Regions from separate parts of the Homo sapiens genome. Here region 1 is linked to region 2. Evidence: chromatin contacts called from ENCODE Hi-C or POLR2A ChIA-PET data. All regions are on one chromosome and are shown on one strand. Each heading gives the region's core, a stretch centred on a gene start or an enhancer-like site at or near the end of the contact. The rest is flanking DNA. Distances are from core to core; before and after follow the strand shown. Region 1 overlaps SLC28A1 (solute carrier family 28 member 1). Region 2 overlaps ALPK3 (alpha kinase 3).

What was found. A loop is a pair of places that touch in the nucleus more often than their neighbours do. ChIA-PET counts read pairs that join two places held with the same protein, here RNA polymerase II (POLR2A). Pooled maps may share reads with other maps.
Region 1: a loop to region 2 is called in a map of heart right ventricle, with 2.2 times the contacts of the local background. The contact joins two enhancer-like sites. A Hi-C loop is called at or near these places in 53 of 168 maps with a recorded cell type or tissue (CD4-positive, alpha-beta T cell, CD4-positive, alpha-beta memory T cell, Caco-2 and 26 more), 8 of 37 single-sample maps with no recorded cell type and 35 of 50 pooled maps. POLR2A ChIA-PET finds 5 or more read pairs at or near these places in 7 of 52 experiments (A549, CD4-positive, alpha-beta T cell, Caco-2 and 4 more).

Annotation. Positions count from the first base shown.
Region 1 is chr15:84,908,163-84,914,574 of GRCh38, forward strand. SLC28A1 (solute carrier family 28 member 1) reads left to right here. Exons shown (of 19, transcript NM_004213.5): 9 at 556-633. Among named protein-coding and RNA genes, the nearest start is that of SLC28A1, 27 kb to the left of the region's middle. Within about 2 kb of position 4,094, at least 31 of the 41 ENCODE cell types and tissues checked have a DNase peak (open chromatin) inside an H3K27ac peak, as active enhancers do; they include ascending aorta, gastrocnemius medialis, heart right ventricle and 1 more, where a contact is called at or near this core.
Region 2 is chr15:84,860,617-84,866,469 of GRCh38, forward strand. ALPK3 (alpha kinase 3) reads left to right here. Exons shown (of 14, transcript NM_020778.5): 10 at 2,019-2,299; 11 at 2,936-3,024; 12 at 3,826-4,049. Among named protein-coding and RNA genes, the nearest start is that of SLC28A1, 21 kb to the right of the region's middle. RefSeq lists enhancers at 1,502-2,003, 2,572-3,073, 3,074-3,573. Within about 2 kb of position 3,620, at least 4 of the 41 ENCODE cell types and tissues checked have a DNase peak (open chromatin) inside an H3K27ac peak, as active enhancers do; they include ascending aorta, gastrocnemius medialis, heart right ventricle and 1 more, where a contact is called at or near this core.

The DNA of each region.
Region 1 (6,412 bases), core at 2,844-5,343, 48 kb after region 2:
ACTCCCAGAGCATTTCTTTTTTTTTTTTTTTTTTTTTTTGAGACAGAGTCTCGCTCTGTTGCCCAGGCTGCAGTGCAGTGGCGCAATCTTGGCTCACTGCAACCTCTGCCTCCCGGGTTCAAGCGATTCTCCTGCCTCAGCCTCCCAAGTAGCTGGGATTACAGGTGCCCACCACCATGCTCAGGTAATTTTTGTATTTTTAGCAGATATGGGGTTTCACCATGTTTGCCAAGCTGGTTTCGAACTCCTGACCTCAGGTGATCCGCCTGCCTCAGCCTCCCAAAGTGCTGAGATTACAGGTGTGAGCCACTGCACCCAGCCTGCAGAGCATATCTTTAAAATTGACCAAAAAGGTGTCTCTTTGGCAAATATGCTTAGGAGTGAGTGCCCGTGACAGCAGCTTTAACGCACCTTGCCAGGTGGTGCCCCCCCCCGGATAAGGGCCTGGGGGGACTACGTCCCTGGGCCAACCCGCCTGTCTCTGGCCGCTGCTTCCTCCCTCCTCCCTTCCCAGCCTCACTGCCTGTTTTTGTTTGTTTTGCTTTTTTCTTTCAGATCTTCCTGAGCTACACGAAGGCTGGCTCCAGCTTCGTGTTTGGGGAGGCGCTGGTCAAGGATGTCTTTGCCTTTCAGGTCAGCTTGACTCAGGGTCCCAGAGGCCTTTAGCAGCCACCGCCCAGCGACTCCAGCTAGAGGGGAGTCTGGGCATGGTGGGGGCCCAGGTGGAGGGGAGGAGTCCTGTGGGCAGAGGTCGCCGTACTGGGAAGTTAGTGAACCTTAAGCCTGGGGCCCGGGAGGAGCCCAGCAATGTTCACCTCATGAGATGTTTTTGCTATATTTTGTAAAATTTGCAAAAGTAAGATATTTCTGTATGTTTTTTTTTTTAGAGATGAACCTCCAAATTATAGAATTACTGAGTAGCTGAGGACAAGAAGTGGGGGTAGGGGTCATGGGGACAGCTCCTGCTGAGACCTTAGTCCCTGATGTGCTGCAGAGACTCTGGGCCCAGAAAGAGCAGTTTCCAGGAAGGCTTAGGCTCAAATGATCCTCTCAGGCGCTCCTCCTTCAGGGCCCCTCACAGGCCACCTCTGCCAGGAAGCCAGCCCTTACTAGTCCCGCTGCAATAGCTCCCTCCTTTGTGACCTCCTCAACCTACGATCCCACTTTCCCTCCCTCCCAGCCTCCATCCATCCTTCCTTTCTTTCTTCCAACAAAAATCTATTGTACATTTACTGCACTGCAAAATATTATAGGGGAAATGGAGATAAAGGCACTGTTCTGTTTCAAAGACCTTATTGTCTAATGGTGGAGCCCCAACCCTAATTTAAAAACAGGTCAGCCTGTGCGGAGGATGAGGATGCTACTGGTGGGACTGCTTCACTGTTCTGGGTGGAGCTGTGGTTGTATTCTTTTTTCCCTAGTTCATTGTTTAAGCACCGAAATGGCTTGTTTAGTAAGAACTCTAGTGTAGCCCTCCTCTGCCTGTCTTACACTCCAACTGTCTAAGACCAGCTTGCTCTAGGCTTAAGCTCCCTTGCCAGGCAGAAGAGAGAGACCTGGGCCCCACTCACCCAGTAGTTGGCCCCAGTTTTCTGCCACTGATGCGTGGCACTGAGAGGGAAATCAGGGCTGCCCACTCTGGTACATCCGGGACCGCCATCACCATGGAGCTGCTATGCAAGACCCCATGTGCAGGTTCCAGAGGTTTCTTCTGTTTTTCATTATGCTGGCCACTGTTCCCAGAGTCTCCCCACCCTGCTGGGGGTCTTGGACCCAGGAGACTTTTGGCCCAAGCCATGGACTTAGCTATGGACTTCTGGGCTGGCGTTGAGCCAGATCATGAGTTCAGACCCTCCTGCCTACCCCTGACCCTGACCCTGACCTCTGGTGAGCTCCCCTTGGAGCCTTAGCATCTCTTGTGCCAGCAGACTCCTAGGGAATGTCCAGTCTAACATCGTCAGCCCTAGGAGGAAAGGGAGGGGCCCAGGTTCCTATCTTCTCTGAAGTCTTCTTGCCCCCTGGGCAAATTTGCCCATCATGTTTTCTGAGACCAGTTCTGCATAGGGAGAATATTGGGAGGGGGAGCCTATGTCAGCCCCGCAAAGGCCCCTAATACCATATTCCTTTAGGGTAACGAGCAGCTGCTCCCTTACCTTTGCATAACCAATGCGGGGGTACCCGAAGTTTCAGAAAAGACAAGTAAGGTCTGCTTCAGGGTGACCTCTGGCGTCCACCCAGGCAGGGAGGCTCCCGCAGCTTCTTACACTTTAAAACACACACACTCAGCTGGGCGCGGTGGCTCATGCCTGTAATCCTAGCACTTTGGGAGGCTGAGGCAGGCGGATCACTTGAGGTTGGGAGTTTGAGACCAGCCTGACCAACATGGAGAAACCCCATCTCTACTAAAAATACAAAATTAGCCAAGTGTGGTGGTGCATGCCTGTAATCCCAGCTACTTGGGAGGCTGAGGCAGGAGAATCGCTTGAACCCAGGAGGCAGAGGTTGCAGTGAGCTGAGATCATGCCATTGCACTCCAGCCTGGGCAACAAGAGCGAAACTGCATCTCAACAAAACAAAACAAAACAAAACAAAAACACACACACCCGACACTCTGCAGTTCAACCTCCCCAGGCAGCTGCGTTCAAGTGCAGTAACGGAGGGGCCTGAGGAGTGCGTATAAGGAGAGATTCTTCTAATAAGAGACCGTGAGGGAGACTCCTTGAGGAGGCAGCATTTGACATGGAGTTTAGGACAGAAGAGATTTGGACAGACTGAGCTAGGCAGGAAGAGGAAATGGCATGGGCAAAGCATGGAGGTGAGAATGTGCTGGCGTGTCCACAGTGCAGGGCAGAGTTCAGTGGATAGGCAGGTAAGCTGTTTCCCAAAGGGAAATTAAAGCCTCGTTAGCCAAAAAGCAGGGGAAGAGGTGCCCGGCGGGCCACGCAGCTGCTGTCCGCCAGAGCGCCTTCCCCCGCCCACCACTGGCCCGCGTCTCTCCTGCGTCATTGCTGGGCTTGCCTCTGTGTCTGCCCCCTGGCCACATTAGCTATGTCTCCTCCCAGCCTGCCTCCCTCTCTGGAAGGATGTGTACACACCTGCTGCTTGCATCTCTCCCTGAATCACCCTTTAGAATCATGGATTCCTTGACCATTGGTACCAGGAGGGAGCTCAGTGGTGTTGCGGCCTCCCTTTTGTATTACTGATGGTCCAGCCAAGCTCCAGACAGGAGCAGTGTGTTGGCCGCAATGGCACAGTGAGTTGGCGCAGAGCCAGAGCTAGAACCCCTCCACTGGACTTCTGGTTAAGGGATGTATTCTTCCTCATACTATCAGCAGAAATCAACGGCCTCATGTCTCTCCTCCAAATACAAAAAGCACTCTGAATAACAAAAATGATCATTTAAAAATGTATCCATTAGGCTGGGCGTGGTGGCTCACGCCTGTAATCCCAGTACTTTGGGAGGCTGAAGTGGTTCGATCGCTTGAGTTCAGGAGTTCGAGACCAGCCTGGCCAATATGAAACCCCATCTCTACTAAAAATACAAAAATTAGCCAGGCATGGTGGCGGGCGCTTGTAATTCCAGCTACCCAGGAGGCTGAGGCAGGAGAATGACTTGAACCTGGGAGACGGAGGTTGCAGTGAGCGGAGACTGCACCACTGCACTCCAGGCCAGGCAACAGAGTGAGACTCCATCTCAAAAAAAAAAAAAAAAAAAGAAGAAGAAGAAGAAAATAAAAATGTATCAGTGGTGGCAAAAAACTTTGAAGTTGAATGTTCGGTTAAGACAAAAATGATAGTGAGGTGGGTTTATCATTAACCAGCCTCAGCATTTCCCAGCGAAACACCAGCAGTTTCCTGGCCCCTGGTAGGCCCTGTCCTCTGGACAAATTCCTGGACCGTGTATTGGCTGATGCACCATCCATAGCAATGCCAGGAAAGAGGAAGGAGGACTAGGATAAATGCTCTGTGGCCACAGAATTCTCTTTCTCACTAATCACAACATTTTATTCAGCCTCCCCCTCTCCCCTATATCACACACATATTATTGGGATTTGCCCTCAAGGTAGGGGTGGTTTTGTTGAATGCTGAGCTGAACAGAAGACTCAGGAAGTTCTCTCTATTCTTTCTATGAATCATACAGACCTAGTCCAAGGCCTTTGGCCAGTTTCAGTCTGGGGAAGTCTTCTCTGAGCTCACTCAGATTTTCAGAATCCAAGCTGCTTCCTGCTGGGCCATGGTCCAGCTGCTCTCTTCTGGGGGGAAGTAAAGTCTCTCCCTAGGGCTTCTTCAGCCCTCAGCTTGCCCTGGACCTGGAGTCCAGCACAGTGGACGTGGCAGTCACCCCTTGGCTGTATCAGCTGGATTAGTCATTCCACCTTGGCTCTGTCTCCCTTCTAGTAACTTTCCACCCGCATGATCATACTCCCCTGGGTCTGGCTGACCCGGGAGCAGACTCTCATTCTTTCACTATTGTTCTAGCCTCTGGAACAAGCACCCACTGCTAAGCTTAGCAGTGCTGCTCAGATTTTCTCTGGAGGAACCCCTAGGGTCAAGGAAAATGTCTTCATCTCCTGAGAGTTTCGGGATGTCTGATATAGACTCTGCAGTCCCCAGTGGTCAACAGTGCCAAATTTTGCGCGCGCGCACACACACACACACACACACACACACACACACACACACACAGATCAAATAAGGACCAAAAGGTATCATTGGATTTGGTAGTTAAGGGGTAACTGGTAACCTTAGTGAGCATGGTTTTCGGTGAAGGGAATGGGAAGTAAATGAAGCCTGGGGTGGGATGGCTGAAAGAAGGGAGATGGGACAGCCGAGGCAGGAGGCATCTTGTTGAAAACCCAGGATCCAGGCAGAAATGGGAATGAGGGGCAAAATGCTGAGGCCATTCTGGGCAAAGGGATGGCACAAACAGGAAATCAGGAGGCGTAGCTAGGTTACAGCCAGAAATGCAGCTACTCTGGACTTGGAGATGAGTCCCTTCCACTTTCTGGCGGTGGTACTGGTACAGTGTGCACCACAGCTGCTGCCCCGAGCATCTTCCAGCTTTGGGTTTTAGTGGCTCACTGTGGCCTGGGGCTGGTGACAGGGCACTGTCGACAGTGCTCAAGCCTTGGGGTCTGGAGACATGAGGGTTTGCCCAGACAGCCTTAGAAAGTCAGCAGGAGCCCTGGCTCAGCTTCCTCCAGGGAGAGGAGGGGGCAGGCCATGTCCTTAGTGGGGTTTATCTGGCCTTCAAAGCCTGTTTCTTGGCCCAGGTGATGAAGTTTGCTCAGAGCGTCTAATCTAGTCTCCAGGGCTGTGGTTGTCAGAGTGTGGTGTCCAGGTCAGCTGCACCAGCAGCATCTGGAAAGGCCAAACATCAGGCCCCACTGTAGACCTATTAAATCCAAAATATTTTTAGCAAATTCTCAAAGGATGCTGCTGGTCCACGTGCTGAGAACCACTGGCCTAGAAGAGCTAGAATTTCCTTCTTCCTTGAGTTATGGTACTAGCAGGACCAGCCTCCAAAGCCATTTCTACAAGGCAGTGGTCAGGACTTACTTGGCTCTTCCTTGAAGGGGACTGCCTTAGTCCATCCAGGAGGCCATAAACTGGGTGGTTACAAGCAACAGAAATTTATTTCTCACACTTCTAGAGGCTGGAAGTCTGAGATCAGTGTCCCTGCAAGGTTGAATTCTGTTGAGGCCCACTTTGCTCTCTGCCTACTTGGTCGTCTGTGTCCTCACATGGTAAAAGAGGTGAGGGAGCTCTCTGGAGCCTCTTTTATTTTTTATTTTTATTTTTTTGAGACAGGATCTCACTCTGTTGCCCAGGCTGGAGTGCAGTAGTGTGATCACTGCTCACTGCAGCCTCCATCTCCTTGGCTCAAGTGATCCTCCTGCCTCAGCCTCCAGAATAGCTGGGACTGCAGGCACATGCCACCATGCCCAGCTAATTTTTTTGAATTTTGGTAGATACAGGGTCTCACTATATTGCCGAGGCTGGTCTTGAACTCCTGAACTCAAGGGATCCTCTGGCCTCAGCCTCCCAAAATGCTGGGATTACAGGCGTGAGCCACTGTGCCTCTTTTACAACGGCACTAATCCCATTCATGAGGGCTCCACCCTCATAACCTAATCACCCCCAAAGGCTCCACCTCCTAATACCATCACCTAGGGAATTTGGTTTCAATATATGAATTTAGGGGGACACAGACATTCAGTTTCCAGCAGGGATGCATGCTGCCCCTGAAGGCAGAGAAACAAGCCTCCAGGACTGTTCCCAGGGCAAACCTCCCAAGGGGCATGGCAGGACCTTGGCAATCTGCATGGTGGCTGGGAAATGCATCTGCCTCTTTGCAGGTGTGTGACCTCGGGTGGGTAGCCAAGATCTCACAGCCTCCGTGTGCCCATTT
Region 2 (5,853 bases), core at 2,370-4,869:
TTGGGACTGTGAAGGCAGCCAGTGATAAAAAGATGTTTGGAGCTGTATTTGCTAACAAATGCATTAATTCCTTCATTCTCTCACTCTTTCAATCACTCATTCATCCAACTAGTGACTTTGTTTTGAGATGGAGTCTCACTCTGTTGCCCAGGCTGGAGTGCAGTGGTGTGATCTTGGCTCACTGCAACCTCCGCTTCCTGGGTTCAAGCAATTCTCGTGCCTCAGCCTCCCCAGTACCTGGGATTACAGGCATGCACCACCATGCCCAGCTCGTTTTTGTATTTTTAGTAGAGATGGGTTTCACTATGTTGGCAGGTCTGGTCTCGACCTCCTGACCTCAAGGGATCCACCTGCCTTGGCCTCCCAAAGTGCCAATTAGTGACTTTTGTTTAGTAATCAAATAAAATTTAATCAATATCAAATAAAACCTCAACCTCAAAACTAAGTAATAATTATTTAATATCATCAAACATCCAGTCAGATTTCCCCAACTGTCTCATATGCGTTGGTTTATTTGAATCAGGAACCACTCATTGCTTTTGGCTGATGCAGCTCCCAAGTCTCTCTTAATATTTAACAGTTCCTCCTACTTTATTTGTTTTCTTCCTTTGCCATATGTTTGTTAAAGTCACTGGTATAGAATTTCTAACATTCTGGATTTTGTTGATTGTGTTCCCATTTAACATGTTAAATGCTTCTTCCAAATTGGTAATCAGATTTAGAGGTTTGGTCAGATTCAGGTGTGATTTTTTTTTTTGGAGGAGGGGCAAGAATAACTCACAGGTGCTGTGTATACCTTTTGCATCCTATCTGGAGGCACATACTGTCAGATTGTTTCACTTTTAGTAATGTTAAGGTTGGTCACTGGGTTCATTCAGGTGCATCTGTGTGATCCATCCCCTTTTAAAGTTAAAAACAATCTGATACAAACCCTATTGTTATCTAGGGGTTTTGGCAGTCACTGATTATTGCCTAAATCTATTATTTCATTAGCAGTTGCAACATGGAGATAGTTTAATTTGGTCTTTTCTTCTTCATTCATTAGCTGATTTTTTTCTGTAAAAAAGGGATGATTATTTGGTTATCCCAATACGTTAAGTTCCAACAGGAAATGAAGGATAAATACTTGCTCTTTTCCCTTTAGTTACTAGAATTTAGAATAACGAGTTGGTGCCCTACCCTACCGTTTTCCATAGGTGACCAGTGAGGTTTATTTTTTGAGGGAGGAGATTGGATTCTTTTTTTTGTTGTTGCAACTATGAATACATGGATTTTTAACATATTTGATATGTTCAATATGTTGCAGTAATTATTTTTGTTGCCAAGATTGTTTCCTTTTTGGCCCAAGGGAGCCCCTTCAGGTTGGCCCCTGTGTCCTTCTGCCAAGTCTCTAATAGCTTTTGCTAGCTCTCTTGCTTTCTGGATTCACACGATATTTCAGGTCCTTGCTGTACACTTTCTGCCTAGACCTGGAATCAACCATTTCTTTAGAAAGCTCTGGTTTCCCTTTAATGGGAAATTATATTTAGCGGTCACAATTTGAGCATTAGGGGTGCTCATTGCTGCTGGATTGGTCCTGCAAACTTTTTGTTTCAGTCAAACGTGTTGGTTGAAATGGAGTCATGTATTCATCTGATCAAAACAACGAATTCCAAAACAAAGTAATTCTGGTATTCTGTATTGATTATTGTTGCCACAGAAAACCCCTGCCTTCCACAAACACATCCTGAGCACTGTGTTTGGACAGTGCTTAGGACGCATTTGTGGAAGGCAGGGGTTATGTGATGGATACCACATGGGTACCGCTAGATGGCAGGGGTTGAATCAAATAGAGTTTCTGCCCCAAGGAGCTCATAGTCTGGTGGGGACTTAATGTGCCCAAAGAGCAGGCGTGGACGGAAAGTGAGCCCAGCAGGTTGGCAGGGTGGGAGGCTCTTCTGGCCTTTTCCTTCCCTGTGAGCCCCACATTGGTGAGACAGGAGCTCCTGGTCTCCCACATTTCTCCTGTTCCCCTTCAGTTGGAGAAGAGATTGAGATGACCCCTATGGTGTTTGCTAAGGGTCTGGCTGACTCTGGCTGCTGGGGGGACAAGCTCTTTGGGCGACTGGTAAGCGAGGAGCTCCGAGGGGGTGGATATGGGTGTGGCCTTCGGAAGGCCTCCCAGGCCAAGGTCATCTACGGGCTGGAACCCATCTTCGAGTCGGGCCGCACGTGCATCATCAAGGTGTCCAGCCTGCTTGTGTTTGGGCCCAGCAGTGAGACTTCTCTTGTGGGCAGAAACTACGACGTCACCATCCAGGTACTATGTCCCATCTTCACACCCCATTCTTTTATTCTCTCACCCCCTCCCCTTTCCCAGCCCAGGTCCTGTTAGGATGCCCAGTATCGAGGCAGAAGGCATCTCAGTCTCAACCTTATGAGGCTCCTAGGAGGACCTTGTGGAAAGCCTGAGATGCAGCCCAGAATTCAGATGCTTGGCCTCAGAGAGCTTGAGAGCTTCAAAACGACTTGGGCCATAGTTTTCAAACTCTATGTTTGCAGCAGAAACCTTCCCCCTGCCCCATACATAATCTCTCATGGAAGCCTTGTTTATATGTGAGATAAAAGGGGGGTGCTGTGGGTGGGGTGGGCAGTCTTCCTGGCTCTACACAGAGTGGTCTCTGGGACACTGTCACATACCATAAGGACTCCCAAAAATAGTTCAGAAATCACTTCGAAAACCTCAGTTTGAAAAGAAGTCCAAAGCCGCTTGTTATACAAAAGAGGAAAATGAGATGCAGAGTGGGGAGCAGGGAGGAGTAAGCCCTTCCTCCCCCAGGGCTGGAATCCTCCTCTCAGTCCCCTAACAGAATAGGTAGCCCACTCACTTAGGGGTAGACACAGTGGAGGACTGAGGAATTTCTTTGCTCACCACATTTGGTTCCCTCATCCACAGGGGTGCAAGATCCAGAACATGAGTCGGGAGTACTGCAAAATCTTCGCAGCAGAAGCCCGGGCCGCGCCTGGCTTTGGGGAGGTGCCTGAGTAAGTACGCAGCGAGGAGGACGTGCAGTGTGCAGCACTGTTGCCTTGGGCTTCTGCAAAGACAGTGATTTCACAGCCTCCCAGGGGCATCCTGCGTTATGCCCATGTGCAAATAGGCTCACAGCCCCATGCTCAGCTCAGTGGCCTCACAAAATGTAGAAATAGAGACCTCATTTACTCTCCACTTGAGAAAAGCCTCTGCTCTGGACTTGAGTCCCGCCCACCCCGGTTCCTCATTCTTTAGTGCAGATGTTGCTGATTGCAGAGTTTGGACACAGCAATTTCTGGGACTCCATGAAGGTGATGGGGTGGGTTAAGCTAGGCAGACTGATCAGGACACTTCCGTGGTATGCAGGCAGGGTCAGTGTGGATTTTTGTAGGAGTCAGCTATAAATGGCAATTGTTTGCATTTTGAGACTTGAACTCTGACCTTTGCATACCTGGGGTCCCACTGGCAGAGAGCCACAATCTGGTTGAATCCTCTCTAAAGGTGCTCCTTCTGTTTGACACATACATGCCTCAATCCCTCACCCAAGCCACACAGTCTGCCTATGCCCATAGCAGGGTTTGGTTCTAATCCCACTGACCAAGAGAATGGACAGGACTCTGAAGCCAAAAATATCCATTTCCTTTCCCAAACTCAGGGTGGAGCTGCTTTCCTTTGCTGTCCTTTGGGCTCGGAGCTGAGAATTACATTCTTGGAAGGGCCCTTCTTTTAGGTCCAAGAATACAGAATTGGGTGGGAGGGAGGAGCTCTCTGGGCCATACTTCCTGCTTACTGCAGGGTGAAACTATGTTTAGGATCATCCCACTGTATCTGATCTACCGGCCTGCAAACAATATCCCATATGCTACCCTGGAGGAAGACCTGGGCAAGCCCCTGGAGTCTTACTGTTCTCGGGAATGGGGCTGTGCTGAGGCTCCGACAGCATCTGGCAGCTCTGAGGCCATGCAGAAATGCCAGACCTTCCAACACTGGCTGTATCAGTGGACAAATGGCAGCTTCCTTGTCACAGACTTGGCAGGTACGAGGGTGTGAGGGTGCACGGGTACGCATGTGCATGGATGTGAAAGCATGCAGAGGAGGCAAAGCCATAGTGCTTGGCTGATCGTTTACAAAGCACCTTTGTCTTTATTCTTTTTTGCTTTTCACAATAATCTTGTAAAGTAGATTGGACACGGAACATTTTGCTCGCAACCCTAATACATACCTCATGTAGCCCAGTCTATCACTGCAGCTGCATTTAAAGGAGCACAGTCCAGGCTCAATTAAAAGTAAAAAGGAATTTATTTCAAAGACCATTACATGGGGTCTAATTCAAAACCCACAACCACCCTTTTCAAAAACCTCCCTTCTTCCCTTCCCTGCAGCTTTGCTCTAGACTTTCTCACTCTCCAAGCTTCCCAAACTCTCCCTTCCATTTTAGCCCAGTAGCTTTACTGTCTCTCCTCCTCCTCCATCTTTGTTAGCTTTTCGTTATGTAAAGCAACTTAGTCTAGCTTCTTTTTAGTTTTATTCCTACGCCCCCCATTACCCAGAACTCCCCAACAAAGGAAGGCCAGCAGGCATGAACCCTCCTTCCTTCTTCAACCAGCTCTCTGCAGGCCTACTGTCATTAAGCAGAACTGGACAGAGGAGAGGAACAGAGAAAATGCTCAGGGGAAGGAGAGGTTGCTGGGAATATCACACATCATTAAATCTTGTCTCTGTGGTAAATAAGTGAGAAAACTAGAGACCAGAGATATAAAACGGACTCAAATGTGTGTTTCACTGGGGTTAAATTGTACGATAATTATTATATATATAGCTCCATATACTGGGGGGAGGGCGGGCTAGGTAACATTAAGCCATTATCAGTCAACCTATTTGTTAACTTATAAACTCATGCTTCCATCCTTTTTCCATCCAACCATTACTAAATATTGAAAAAATAAAAAGTTGAATTAGGAATGTCATCGTCCTCAAGAAGCTGTGATGAGTAGACCAGTTTCTACTGTGAGACGATAACGTGGCATAGTAGAAAGGCTTTAAAGTCGGCTGGGCGCGGAGGCTCACGCCTGTAATCCCAGCACTTTGGGAGGCCGAGGCAGGTGGACCACTTGAGGCCAGGAGTTCGAAACCAGCCTGGCCAACACAGCAAAACCCCATCTCTGCTAAAAATACAAAAATTCTGTCTGTAATTCCAGCTATTTGGGAGGGCAGGGCTTGAGAATTGCTTGAACCCGGGAGGCAGAGGTTGCAGTGAGCCAAGATTGCACTACTGCACTCCAGCCTGGGCAACAGAGTGAGACTCCATCTCAAAAAAATAATAAAGAAAAAAATAAATTTGATTTAAGTCAAAGCCCCATTCTCTTCTAGCTGAGTCTGTTTTACAAAGAAGAAAACTGAAGCTCACCCTGGTTAGGTCATTCAATCTCTCTGAGCTTCAGTTTCCTTTCCCTTTCTAGGAATAATGTCTTTCCTACCTAGCACTCAGATTTTTCATGAGGATTAAGTGAGACCATATTTGTGAAAACCTGCTGCAAACTAAAATTCTGTGCAAATGAGAGAGATCATCATTTTTACACAAAATGGAATGCTATGAATGCCAAAAGAGAAATGACAAATAAATCAATATTTATCACATTAGTCCTATGTTTCAGACACTAAGTTAGAGTCCTACACATATTATGATTTTCTCAATACTCTGTAAGATGGTCATTACTATCCTCACCTTTACACTTGAAGATTAGAGATATGAAGTGACTTGTCGAGTACCCACAGCTCAGAAGTGGTAGAGCTGAAATGTAAATCCAGGTCTGTCTGACTCCAGAGGCCACATTTGTTAT